Regions from separate parts of the Mus musculus genome. Here region 2 is linked to region 1. The links are chromatin contacts, found by Hi-C or POLR2A ChIA-PET in ENCODE. All regions are on one chromosome and are shown on one strand. The core of a region is the stretch at or near the end of the contact, and the rest is flanking DNA. Distances in the headings are between cores, read along the strand shown.

Evidence for each region. A loop is a pair of places that touch in the nucleus more often than their neighbours do. ChIA-PET counts read pairs that join two places held with the same protein, here RNA polymerase II (POLR2A).
Region 2: a loop to region 1 is called in a map of heart, with 2.3 times the contacts of the local background. The contact joins the promoter of Sptb here to the enhancer-like site in region 1. A Hi-C loop is called at or near these places in 7 of 37 maps with a recorded cell type or tissue (heart and left cerebral cortex). POLR2A ChIA-PET finds 5 or more read pairs at or near these places in 2 of 5 experiments (Patski and embryonic stem cell).

Annotation. Positions count from the first base shown.
Region 1 is chr12:76,669,672-76,675,647 of GRCm38, forward strand. All of the region lies in intron 1 of Sptb (spectrin beta, erythrocytic), which reads right to left. Among named protein-coding and RNA genes, the nearest start is that of Sptb, 38 kb to the right of the region's middle. Within about 2 kb of position 2,494, at least 1 of the 3 ENCODE cell types and tissues checked has a DNase peak (open chromatin) inside an H3K27ac peak, as active enhancers do.
Region 2 is chr12:76,707,378-76,713,353 of GRCm38, forward strand. It overlaps Sptb (spectrin beta, erythrocytic), which reads right to left and starts at 3,170. Exons shown (of 36, transcript NM_013675.3): 1 at 2,558-3,170.

The DNA of each region.
Region 1 (5,976 bases), core at 1,244-3,743:
TTGCCGTGATATACATTTTTTTTTTTTTTTTGCCACTGCTAACAAAATGATACAGGGCAGTACTGTGATGAATATCAACTATTTCCTGAGTGGTGCTGAGTGATGCCCATAAGCAGGTGGCCTGTCCTTGTCAGTGGCCCTCCCCCCCTCCCCCCAACAGCCAAGGAGTAACAATCAGGCAGGTGACTAAGACATCACTTACAGACAGAGCTGGAGAACACCTCCCCTCTCTGCTCCAGTTGTCTTACCTGGCCTACAGGGAGTCAAAGTCTCCTGCTATGAAGCTGTTACCATCAAATATTTATTGGCAATTTGCCTTGTGCCAGGCATGGGGTTTTGTAAACACCATCACATGTAAAACTCAGAACGGGCACTGAGAGGCAGCCATTCCCTCGATAGGTCAGGAAACAGGGGAGGGGGTTAGAGGATCAGCAACTTGCTCCAGTCAGTCAACCTTCGGGGGACAGAGCCCAGGCAGTCTGGCTCAGAGCCTCTGCCCTTATCCACTTTGGTCGCCACCCATTGGCCCAGTCTGACCCCAGCCCTGTGCAGGAAGGAATATGGAGATCAAAGGGACACAGAAAGTATAAACAGTTTTAAAAGCATCAGAGATGAACTCTTCCACATCCAACTTGACACCAGGCAACAGGAACTTCCAGAAAGGCGACAGGAAAGAAACTGATCTTCCCAGGGAGACCCAAGAGGCCTCTTAGGGTCACAGCTAATCCATCCTGGTATTTCAGAACACAAACATACCAGGCCTCTAGCCTGCACCAGATCCACATCTTACAAGGGCCACCATCTACTTTGATCCCCCCCCCACACTCACACTCACAAACAGCAAGATGGGGAGCATTCTGCGATAGAAAAGAAACTGAAGCAGAAGAGATATGTCTGCAGTCAGGCCGGGGGGGGGGGGGCATCTGAAGTCCTGCTTTCATGTTTTCCCCCACGGGCTTTCTTTAATATGAAACACACCCACTTATTTGCAGGAGGGAAAGCCCGGTGTGTGGCAGACATGAGGGCTTCAAGCAGGAGGCTCCACAAGGTGTTGTGCTTTGATACCGCTCTCCCCGTATCTGTTAAAGAACGCGGCAAATTTTATCATCTGGAAGCAGCCAGAGACTACCCCTAAATTCTGGGCACTGTACGTGGGCTCCCCAGAAGCTCCCACACTGGACTTAACATAAGTACCTCTGCCATCAGATAATCAGGGCTGAGCTGCTGCCAAGTACCCAAGATCACATTCTTCTCTTAAAGTGGCCTGATTCCAAATAGCTCCTCTTGGAGCAATGGCTGCGAGACTGCAGAGGGCCACCTGTTCCTGGGAGGCATGTGGGCGCAGCCAGAGTGGTGGACGCATAAGCTGGGAGAGGGTGTCAGCAACGTGTGGAGAAATGAGCCTATCCCCGCTAAAACAGTGTATAGCAACTCCAAAACACCAGCCGGGCTCCAGTGTCCACTAACCCAAGGCGACAGGAATCTTCCGTTCAGGAGTGGCTTGAGCTACTATCCAGAAAGAGCCAGAGATAGCATGTGCAGAAAGACTAGACCAGGGTGGCTCTGATCTGGTGCTCTGAACCAGGCAGCATTTCGTGGCACATCTGAACATACACTGCCTGGGGATAGCTGGACACAGCCCCTTACTAACTGTGTGGCCTTAGGCTGCTTAAACTCTGTGCGTCTCTATTTCTTCATCTATAAAGTGGAGTGAATAGCAGGTATCACCTCCCAGCACTGTTGCCTCGATCAAGGGAGACAAGGTGTAAAGTCCTTGATGGAGTGCCTGGGTGCCTGCATGCTCACTGCGCTGTCTCAGAACCAAGTGTCAGCCCCTCTTGTACCTCACTTCTCCAGTTATTAACTACTCTTCCCTCTGTTCACGGCTCGTACACGAGTACAGTCTTTTGGTTTGTCTGTTGTCTTGTTTTTCGTCACCAGAAGCCTATTATCCACGGCACCTGCACAAGCTCTGCCACCATGCCTTGTCTGGGTGTCTTCCGTGTGTCGACCCTACTGCGGGATGCCTGTTAGGCAGGCCATCTATCCTTTGCATTCCTCATGGATTCTGTGAAGCTGGGGACAGGCAGGGGCAGCAGCAGCTTCTATCTGGATATCTGAGGTGAGATACTGGGGAAGGGGCAGAGGGTCCCATAGCTATGCAAACTGACAGGCTTGCCAAGCAATTCTTTAGATTGTTGCTGACCCCTTTTTCTCATTTTACATTAAAAAAAAAAGGATGGTTTTAGTACACTAGAAGGGAATGTTTGCCACAATTCTTCACAATAAAAGCCTTTCTTCCTACCCTTTTCCTGTCTACGTGGTCTCAGCACCACCACAGTTCCGCTTTCATCTCAGTGCTAGCTTCTGATGCCAGGGAAGGCCCGGTTGTGACACCCTGTTCAGTTAGTGCAGGCTTCGGGCTTGGCTTAATGGCTCCCTTCAGACAAGGCCTAAGAGCTGGGCTCCGAGGGAGGACAGGATTGGCAGAGGGAAATGCTGCTTGGCTCACCTCAGCAACACACCCACCAAGCAGCTGATAGGCCTAGAGAAACCATCGTTAGTATCCTTGGCATTAGCTTGTGGGCTTTGACCCAAACCACCACATGCTCACCATTATAGGTAAGAAGTTGCCCGTTCTTGCCTACAAACTCGATGCTCTGGAGGACAAGTAGGAAGACCGTAACTAGGAAGCCAACCTGGGTGACATGCTGAGGCTTTATCTCAAACAAAATGAAAACAGAACAAATAAAAACTGTACAGACTTCCCAGTCTTTGCCAGGACTCTATACACAGCTACCACCACCAGACCCCCCCCCCCCATCCCAGAAGAGAACTGTGTTTATACAGGAACCGTTAATTTGATATATCTCCTTCCTGCCAACCTAATATATTTTATTTGATTGTTTTTAATTATAGATGTTGATGTATGCCAAGCCCTTAGAGAACCCCAACCAAAAAAGGCTACGATTGAGAATTGAGGCTAACGATGGTGGACTATTGGTACCTCAGAATGGTGCCAGTTGAGGAGAGAAGCAAGGGATAAACAGCAAGAAATAGCCTTTCTCTCCGAGAACGGCTTGGCCATGGTCATGGCATAAACACAGCCAGCAAGAAACCCACCTCTGCCTTTACATTTACACTTGACTGCCAATGAATGGATGGATGTCTGTTATAAACTATCCACACAGGCATGAAGGGATCAAGCCCCACACACAACAGGAAGTAGATCTCTAATAACAGACAGCTATAGGACACCATCACTGAAAGCAACATGACTCATATTTAGTACAGGGGTGAAACAGCCCTAAGAGCCCACTACACTGTCTTTTGGTCCACTCCTATGAGTGACTTCTGTCTGCTTTTGAGACAGGGTCTCATGCAGCCTGGGCTAGCCTCAAGCTCAGTGTGTAGCTGAAACTGACCATAAACTTCTGCTCGTCCTGCCTTGCTTCCTGAGTGTCGAGAACACAGATGTATTGTGTACTGAGACCAGCACTATGCTCTCTACCAAGTGACTCCCATCCCAGCCCCTACAAGCACCTCTCACCTTCAATCCATTTACAAACTGAGGCTTACAGAAGTCATCCAAGGCCACACCAGCAAAAGAAGGAAGGGTGAAATGTGACCTCCACCTGCCCGCTGCTGGTCTCACAGAATCATTTTGGGACTCTATTGATACATTTCAGTTTTCTTAACAGCCCGGTAATTCACACTAACGCTTACGAGGGCTTTAATAGACATAGAATATAAAGGGGATGCTGGTGCCTGCTGTAAATTCCTCCTAGTGTAAAAGTCACACTTACTCTTCTCCTCTGCCTAACGCTATTTCTATATATAAAAAAAAATAACCAAATGTTTCTAAAATATACCCAAATGATCCCCAAGGGCTCCACCTGATCTCTGCAGTGGGAAAGGTGCCCAGTTCCTTTGGTGGCCACAGGATGCTACTTCAGAAACAGAGAGGAAGCTGCTGTTCCTAAAAGTCCCAGGTGATTCATGTCACTAGCCCAACAGAAATAAGACCCAGAGACTATGTCCTTGAACTGTTGCTCTCATACCACATGCCTCTCATTAAAGGAACAAAAATCGTCTTGGAAAACCAGGAACCCAATGATCTGAGTAATGGCTACCCAAGCCAGGCTGGGGCAGCCCACATGCACTACCCAAGCCAGGCTGGGGCAGCCCACACGCACTAAGCTCCCCCCACCCCCGCCCCGAGTTCTCTCCATTATCTAGACACAGCAGAACTGGCTGACTCCTCTTGCTTATCTCCCTGTGCCTCACACGGGTTGCTACACCCAGTGCATGTAGGACCTCTTTATCGGGAAAGATCCACAGGACTAGCTTGTGCTTTTGTGCACAAGTGGTTATTGAGCCCGCCAAAAGATTGATAATTCTGTGTCTGCCTATTGGCACATACATTATGAACTCGCACACACCACGTCTGGTGGATACAGACGGGGTAGACACCGACCACAGAGCATGCAGCTCTGGAAGCTGCAAACCTCCTCATAAAGCTATATCACCGCCCTTTCTTAGACCGCCTGCCATTGTCCTGATGCCCAACAGCTAGAAAACAAAAACAAACCTTGCTAGGCTTTGAATGATATAATTCATTTCATAAATATCCCCTAAGCTCTGTGCTGAATCCCCACATAGCAAGTTTTACCAAACTCTAGCATTCCAGAGATGAGACCAAAGGCATCCTTTAGCCCTTTTGTGGCACGACAGGATCAGTGAGACAGTAGGATCACTGAGCTCACAGGCTTGCCAAACGGCAGCAGCCTTTGACAACGTGAAATGACATTTAAGGCTCAAAAGCCCTCCTGTATGTTTCTGACACTGTGAAATAATAAGCTTGCCACGGGCTCATCTACTTTCTTTGTTTCTGAGCCTTTTTAAAATTATCGTTTATATTTCTAATGCGTGAAAATTATTTATTAGATATGGTCAGACATTGGGGCCAATATTGACTTTCAAAAAGACACATTTTACATTTTATGCATAAAGTAAGTAGACCAATGAATGTAAATAAAACAGGCAGTGCCTTCCTGGTCGTTAAAAGAGTGAGACCTACCGCTGTAACGCATGGTTGCGAGCACAGCCTAAGGTCTCTCATGAAACACTAGACGCCCCGTCCCTGAATCACCTGTAATCAGAATGAAAGCAGAGAACTGTTACTCCTGACTTGTGGTAAGTAACTTGACTATAATGCATCGGGCTGTCTGGAATTCCCTTCTCCCTACACAGAGAAGCCTGATCTCCACCACAGAACAAAGACTACACAGTAATTAAACACCCTGGCCCAGGAGTGGAGCGGGGACGGAACCTCACTCTCTGCTCACCCTTTGAAAGAATCAGTAAACATCAGGGTAGGAGAGGAGAGAGAGGTTGGAAAGACCCTCAAAGTCTGGCCTATCTGTACAAGATAAAGGGGACCTCGTACTTTGCAACAGACAACACATGGCTGCCTAAACTGTACTGTTTTGAAAAGAGGCAGGATCCAGGCTCCGCAAGGTGCAGCCTGTCGGGATTTGTAACTGGATAAAAAGCACAGAGCTGAGGAACGTGTGGACCTGAGCTGTAGCAGCTGATTAATTCAATTAATATTTATTGAGCACCTGGAAAGTTCAGGGCTGAATACTGTGGGCAGAGGTAGGCAGTGGCCCGTGCTCTCCTAAACTCACAGCTTCATTGTAATAGGACAATGGCAGGAAAAGGCTCTGCTGAGCCCATTCAGGTCCTGTGTGAGCCACATTCACGAGTCCTTCCAACTGGATCTAAACATAAGTCCGAGGTAGGCTTGGTTTCACTGATCCTTCACATTCTTGCACAATGGCAACACAAAGAAGTCAGCTCCACCAGCAGATTCCAATCTGGCCTACAGTTTTGCTGATAAGGTGAAAAAAAGGGACATCAGGGGCTCCCCACAGTCCCAGAGCAGGGGTGGGGGTGTGCCCCTGCAGCATGTAC
Region 2 (5,976 bases), core at 1,920-4,419, 38 kb after region 1:
AACTTTTGAGCAAATAAATGTTCAATGCTGCCTTGAGGTAATAGATTTTAAACTTCTCTGACATAAGCAAAATTACGACCTTAGGTTCAAGGAGTGAAGACCGTGATAAGCCAGTGCTATAAGCAAATCTTCCCAACCTATTCTGCATCCCCTGCTGAGCGTCTAATCTTAAAAGGACAACAGACCAAGGAATCCTGGCCTCACTGCATCTCTCATCAGCTGTGTGGGATGAACAAGTTATTTAATTCCCTGAAAATTTACTTTAAAAAATGAATTATTGTGGTGTACGTGTGTGCATGAGTACTGGGACACTTGTGGAGGTCAAAAGACAACTTTGTGGAGCGCATCACAAGGCTCGAACAACAAACACCCTTACCCACTGAGCCATCTCACCAGCCGCGCTCTCTTTGCTTTTTAAAATGGGATAATATGAGTGACCTTGCAGAGTTGATAATTAAGTGCCATATAAGGCAACCTTGATCACTCATTCTCTCATTCAGTCAACAAAGACTATCTGAGAATCCACTACCAGTCAGCCACAAGTACATAAAAGATAGACTAAATGAAAGCTATTATTCTTTTTATTCATCAAAAACCTACTATTTTCCAAAATTGTGACAGACACTGACATTAGTTCAAAGCTTTCGCTCACACCTAGTTTCCATAAAATAGCCACATTCATTTTGTCAAGCGTGATGGCAGGTGGGAGTCAGCCCCCTATTACGCCTTCAGCCCCAAGCGAACAATCCAACAGGTGTGTTGGTTCCACCGGACACCTTCAGAACACCTACACAAAGCAATGACCAGAGCAAAAAGCGGTATCCCAGCTCTCCCCTGGGCAAGTCACTGGGGAGAACTCAACATGCCTGCGCAGCAAGGCCCAGCCTGAATGCCTGGGAGTTTTTGGGTGCTTTCAATTCCTTGAGTGGACTCTATGTCTTCAGAGAACTCAAGATTAACTGGACTGGCTCATCCCCAGCCACTACCACTGGGCCACTGATAAAGGGAGGTGCACCAGCAAAAGGGTCCCTCTCCTTTCAACTGTGCTTTACTCAACACTGGAATGTGATAACACTTTGTATAAACGATTGGCCTCATCTGGAGATTGGTGGGCTCTTCTCTGTTCTAAGTTTACTGTTCCTTTTGTTAGCTAGTCCCCAAGCCTCTGTGGGTGCTGGGCATTCAGTACATAGTGAACAAACAGTCTACACTTGTAAGAGTTTCCCATAACATTCTGGAAATCAGGGCTCATTGGAAAAGCATATGAAGTCTGATCCTGGAATAGGAGATGACTACCCTGGGTCGTAGTCATAGAGCAGTGAAAAGAGAATTCTAGATTAAAATTCTGAGCGATCCGTGACGCTAAGGATAGCCTAAGAGAACAGCTTAAATGTGCCTCGATTTTTTTTTCTTCCCTGAAGGCTCCTCTCATTCAGGAGCTATCTGAATCACCTCCCTTGGAAACTGAACTATATACATCCATTGCACAGGCAGGGGTTTTGTGTGGCTGCCTCCTAGCGTGGAGGTGACAGCCGTATCCTCTCCCCACTGAAGTTCTTAGTAAAAAAGAGACCATCACTATATAATCCCATCCCACCCTGCCGGATGCATCTAAAACAATGGCTTCTTTCCATATCCCTTCAGTGAGTTAAGGGTGTTATTAACTGTAGCACCTCTAATTGCTCACTGAAAACAGTGGTTTGGATATTAATAGACTATAAATCAAGGCCCTACCTAAGGCTTGTTGTCACGGAAACTGTACTCAAGCCTCGTAGCTATTTCCCCTTTGGGAAGTCTGGGTAAGTTGGTGGGACTTGAGGATTGTGTTAGAGCTCTTGTTTCTTCCATTTTCTGCTATTTCTCCGGGGCCAAGTTGCTGGAACTGGCACGAAGGGTAACCGTAGAGTGGGCAGTAGCTTGGAGATAAGGAACTCAAAGGGAAAAGGTGGGGGTCCTTGAAGTATAGTCCTGGGACACTTGATCTCTCCCTTCTCAGTCTACACTGGGCCACTCTGCACGTCCTGCCTGACATCCTGAGGCCCGGCCCCCTCTGCTGCCCTGAACTGTCCTCCCAGCCTTGGCACTGGGCAGCCCTGGAGCGCGCTAGCCAAGTTCCAGAAGAGGATCCGACACGCCCGGGGGTTTGAGAAACCAGGCAGCAGGAGGCACAGACGCGGACAGTCCTTAGACCGACGACAGGCAGCCCCCCCCCCCAACTTTGCTCCCAGGCGAGGGTCCTGGGGGAGGCGGCCAAGAGCACAAACCCCCCAAACCCACTCCCCGTGCCCCACGGCGACACTCTACTAGCTGGCTTCCCAAAGCTAGCGCCCTGCTCGCCCAGCGCCTGCGAAACCCACGCGGGTTCCCGCGTCCCGGGGTGACGACTGCCGCAGCCGCCAGGGCCTCCTGGGCTCCTCACCCCTCCCGCCCCGTGCTAGGCACCCGGGGCCAGGCCCCCACCGGGCTGTCGCGTCACCCGCCCCCTGGGCCCCGCACTCCCCGGCGCTGGCTCCGGGGCACCCAGCTCCCTCCCGTCGCGCGGCCCTCGGGGACTCACCTGCGCTGGGGCTGAAGCGGCGGCTACCCCGAGCCCGGGGGCGGCGGCGCAGGGGGAGGAGGGCAGCACGGGGCTCCTGGCACAGTGGCCGCCGGGCGCCTGGTGCAGCGGAGCCGCGGACCCGCCCAGAGATATAAATAACATTATCTGAGGAGGGACATTCCTGCCGGGGGACATCGCTGCTGCCGGGACCAGATAGTCCCGCGGCGGGGGCGGGGAGGCGGGGCTGCAGCCTCCCGCAGCGCCAGGCCCGCCTTCCCCACCCACTCCTGCACCTGCCAATCAGACTGCGCGCCCGGGGGCACCTGCCTAGCCGCTAGCGCCGCCGCCGCTGGGACCTGGGACGCCAGGGTCCTCTCTCACCTCCCCTGATCCCGCACACACAGAGCCCCTTGCCACGGGAAGAGGACTCGACTCTGCTGCTCCGGCCTAATTTGTGTGCCCGGAGCCGCAAGCTGGCGGCGAAAAGGAGTCCTCCCAGCCTTTCCCGCCTAGCGTCCCTGCAGACTACGATCTGGTTTTGAAAAAACATCTAAAGACCCGTTTAGGCCATAGGGTGGGTGAGGAGGGCGCCCCGGCTGTAATGCCCCTCCGGAGATAGGCTGGAAGGGACAGATTGTTCCCGCGGGCGGGTTACGTTAGAAAGCGCGCTCCCGGCCGGCTACAACCGGCTGGTAGTAGGAGCAGACGCTGGGAGCACAGGGGGTGGGCACTGGGCCGAGGCCCCCGCCCCCAGCCTGCGGGCTGGAGGCCGCGGCTCCTGCTTGTAAGCAAGGTACTGTCCCGGAGAACCCGGCTGTGCTGGTTGGTGGCGCTCAGCCTACAGTTGCATATTGCAGGGTCCATAATCAACAGGCAAGCCAGCATACCAGCCCACCTGCACCATCCTGTGAGCCCGGGTCTCCGGGCAAGACCCTGCTTTCTCACTGCAAGCTTTGGTAGGGTGGTGTACAGCAGGCCAGAGGAGATGCTAGAACCAAGGGTGTCAAGTACATCTGCGACTAGGGAGGGTGACACACGGACGAACACGGGCGGCTTGCAAGGCAGGCTATTTCCTTGACTTTTTAACAATACAAGGTCATCGCTCTGTAATGTTGGTTGCGTGCCTTGCTGTACCTTTCCTTGTTTTATTTTTATGGGGGGGGGGGAGGGGCGGCCCTCCATACGCTGTGCCTGGGATGGTCTCTCACAGACTATCAACCCGGGTAATCGCAAGTGTAATGGAGACACCAGTGGCGATTAAAAAGAGCATAGATGCAGAAGGGAGCTTTAACTTTGATGCTCCCCGGAATTCTTAACAGGAAACAGCCTTTCTCTTGACTTGTTTGCTTGAGTGTATAATTACGCTGTTTTCTAGGATTCATGAGCAAAGTGTGTTGAGTTGCCAGATGTTCAAGCTTAGTATTGGGTATTAAAGGTACGCAAAAGATATTTCACTGCCTGCTGCCGTCACACTTCTTTTGAGAGTAGGTATTTGGACAGTAAAAATGCTAATTGGGACAAAATCCACAGGTATTAAAAAGCCATAGAACTCTTCCCTCCCCTTTTGCCTGAGTTCTTATTACATACTAATTTCCCAAATGGCATCAGTATTACAAGGAAAATGACACACCGGCCTGGGCTATCCTAGAGGTTAACAGCGACCTCCCACCTCCTTCCCCCACTCAGACCATCTAGCAATTCTCTGTAGTGAGCAAGAGCTGTAGATCTTAAGCAAAGCACACATTTAGCACTCCAAAGGCCCTGGGACTCCCCAATATCCTCCAGCACCACCCCAAACCATTTGCTTTGCTTGTTGTTGAGTTCAAAATCATCTTTTTAGGAACTAATTCCTGGCAAAAACAAAAAACAGGCCAACTTCAAAAGCTGAGACTTAGATATCACAAGTAGAAATCCTTGATCTATTTTTGAAAGAAAAAGGGAGGGTTGGAATTATGTATTTATGTGTTTTAAACCGTGTGTGAATAAACTTATTAAATAAATTCATGAATCCCAGAATTGCAGCTTTGCAGCTACGTAATTATATATTAGAGGAAACAGATAATTCTTAGCTATAGGCTTGAGGCTCTGAACTGAATGGTTGCACACATATTTTCCTTTGGAGCGTTCAAATTTATAATTTTCAACCACAAGAAAAAAATGAATATGACGACGACAAACGCTCCAAAGCAACAGACAGATTAGTCCAAGATTTTACAAACCAGCTCTTCTGCTGTGGCTATCTCGACTTTAGCTGAACGATAAATAATTCAATACAACCTCATTTGCTGCAGATCCTGTTATCCTGACAACATCCCCAAATGCTTCCCAGCTAATAGAGTTACAGTGACATGATAAATCAGAGCCCAGTGAGAGAGGAAGTTTAGAAGTGCAGAGAGAAAGGGCATTGCACAAGCACAGGAATGAGAAATTCGGGACAGTGTGGGGGAGGGAGGGGGGACACTGATAGAAAGGTTCACTATCAAGGTCATTGTTGAGACAGAGCGTCTTCAGGGGCCTTCTTAGAAAACTGTACAGTATCTATAAAGTATCGTTGAGAATTCTCTACAGGAGATAAAGATGGACCTTCATCTTCATTGGTCAAAGGACTGTCCCTGCCCATCTTGACAACCTGGATTTCCAAGGTTCCCTGTAAGCTTCCCTAGTTAATCTGCAGCTTTGGAAGAGTTCTGGGACCCGAAGGGAGAGCTTAAGACTTTAGTAGATGCTGTGAGCCAAGGTTTGGGAGGAAGCCTTCAGAGACTGAGTGCCCAGCTCTAGCTGAAATCAATAGGTGAGGCTAAGGGGGTGGATGTAAGTAAGGACACTAGAGTCGTCTAACTATAGGGGGATGTCTGCTAGTCTCCTTCTCCTTCATAGTCTCTCTCTCTCTCTCTCTCTCTCTCTCACACACACACACACACACAGTTCTTTGAGAATTCCTTACATGTCTGCATCATATTCACTCCCCCAGCTCTTCTCAGAACCACTCCCTTTTCTTTAACCTCCCTCCCCCAATTTTATGCTTTTATGCCTTCCCCCAACCCTTTAAGATTAATTTGTGCTGCCCAAATATGCTATTTTTATTGAACCACAAAGCCAAAGCTATTTAAGTAAACCACTTTGAATTAAACATGAACATATATATTAGAAAGATACTCAAAAGCAAATGCAAAGCTAACCCTGACTAATTCAAGTCCTTAGTGGCAATAATGAAGGAATCAAGAATTCATGATACTAGCACGTACTATACCCTTTAACTGAGCTCCAGTCCAGGAAAGGAAACCGAATTTTCCTTCCCATGTCTGGGATTACCTAAGGGTGCCACTTCCTTCTCAGTGTGCAGACAAGAGAGAAGCAGTAAGGCTAATTTCTCAAGCACACCACTGAGAACCAGGAGGGGCTGAGGACTGGGGCTCAACCCTTTGCCCTCATGCCTC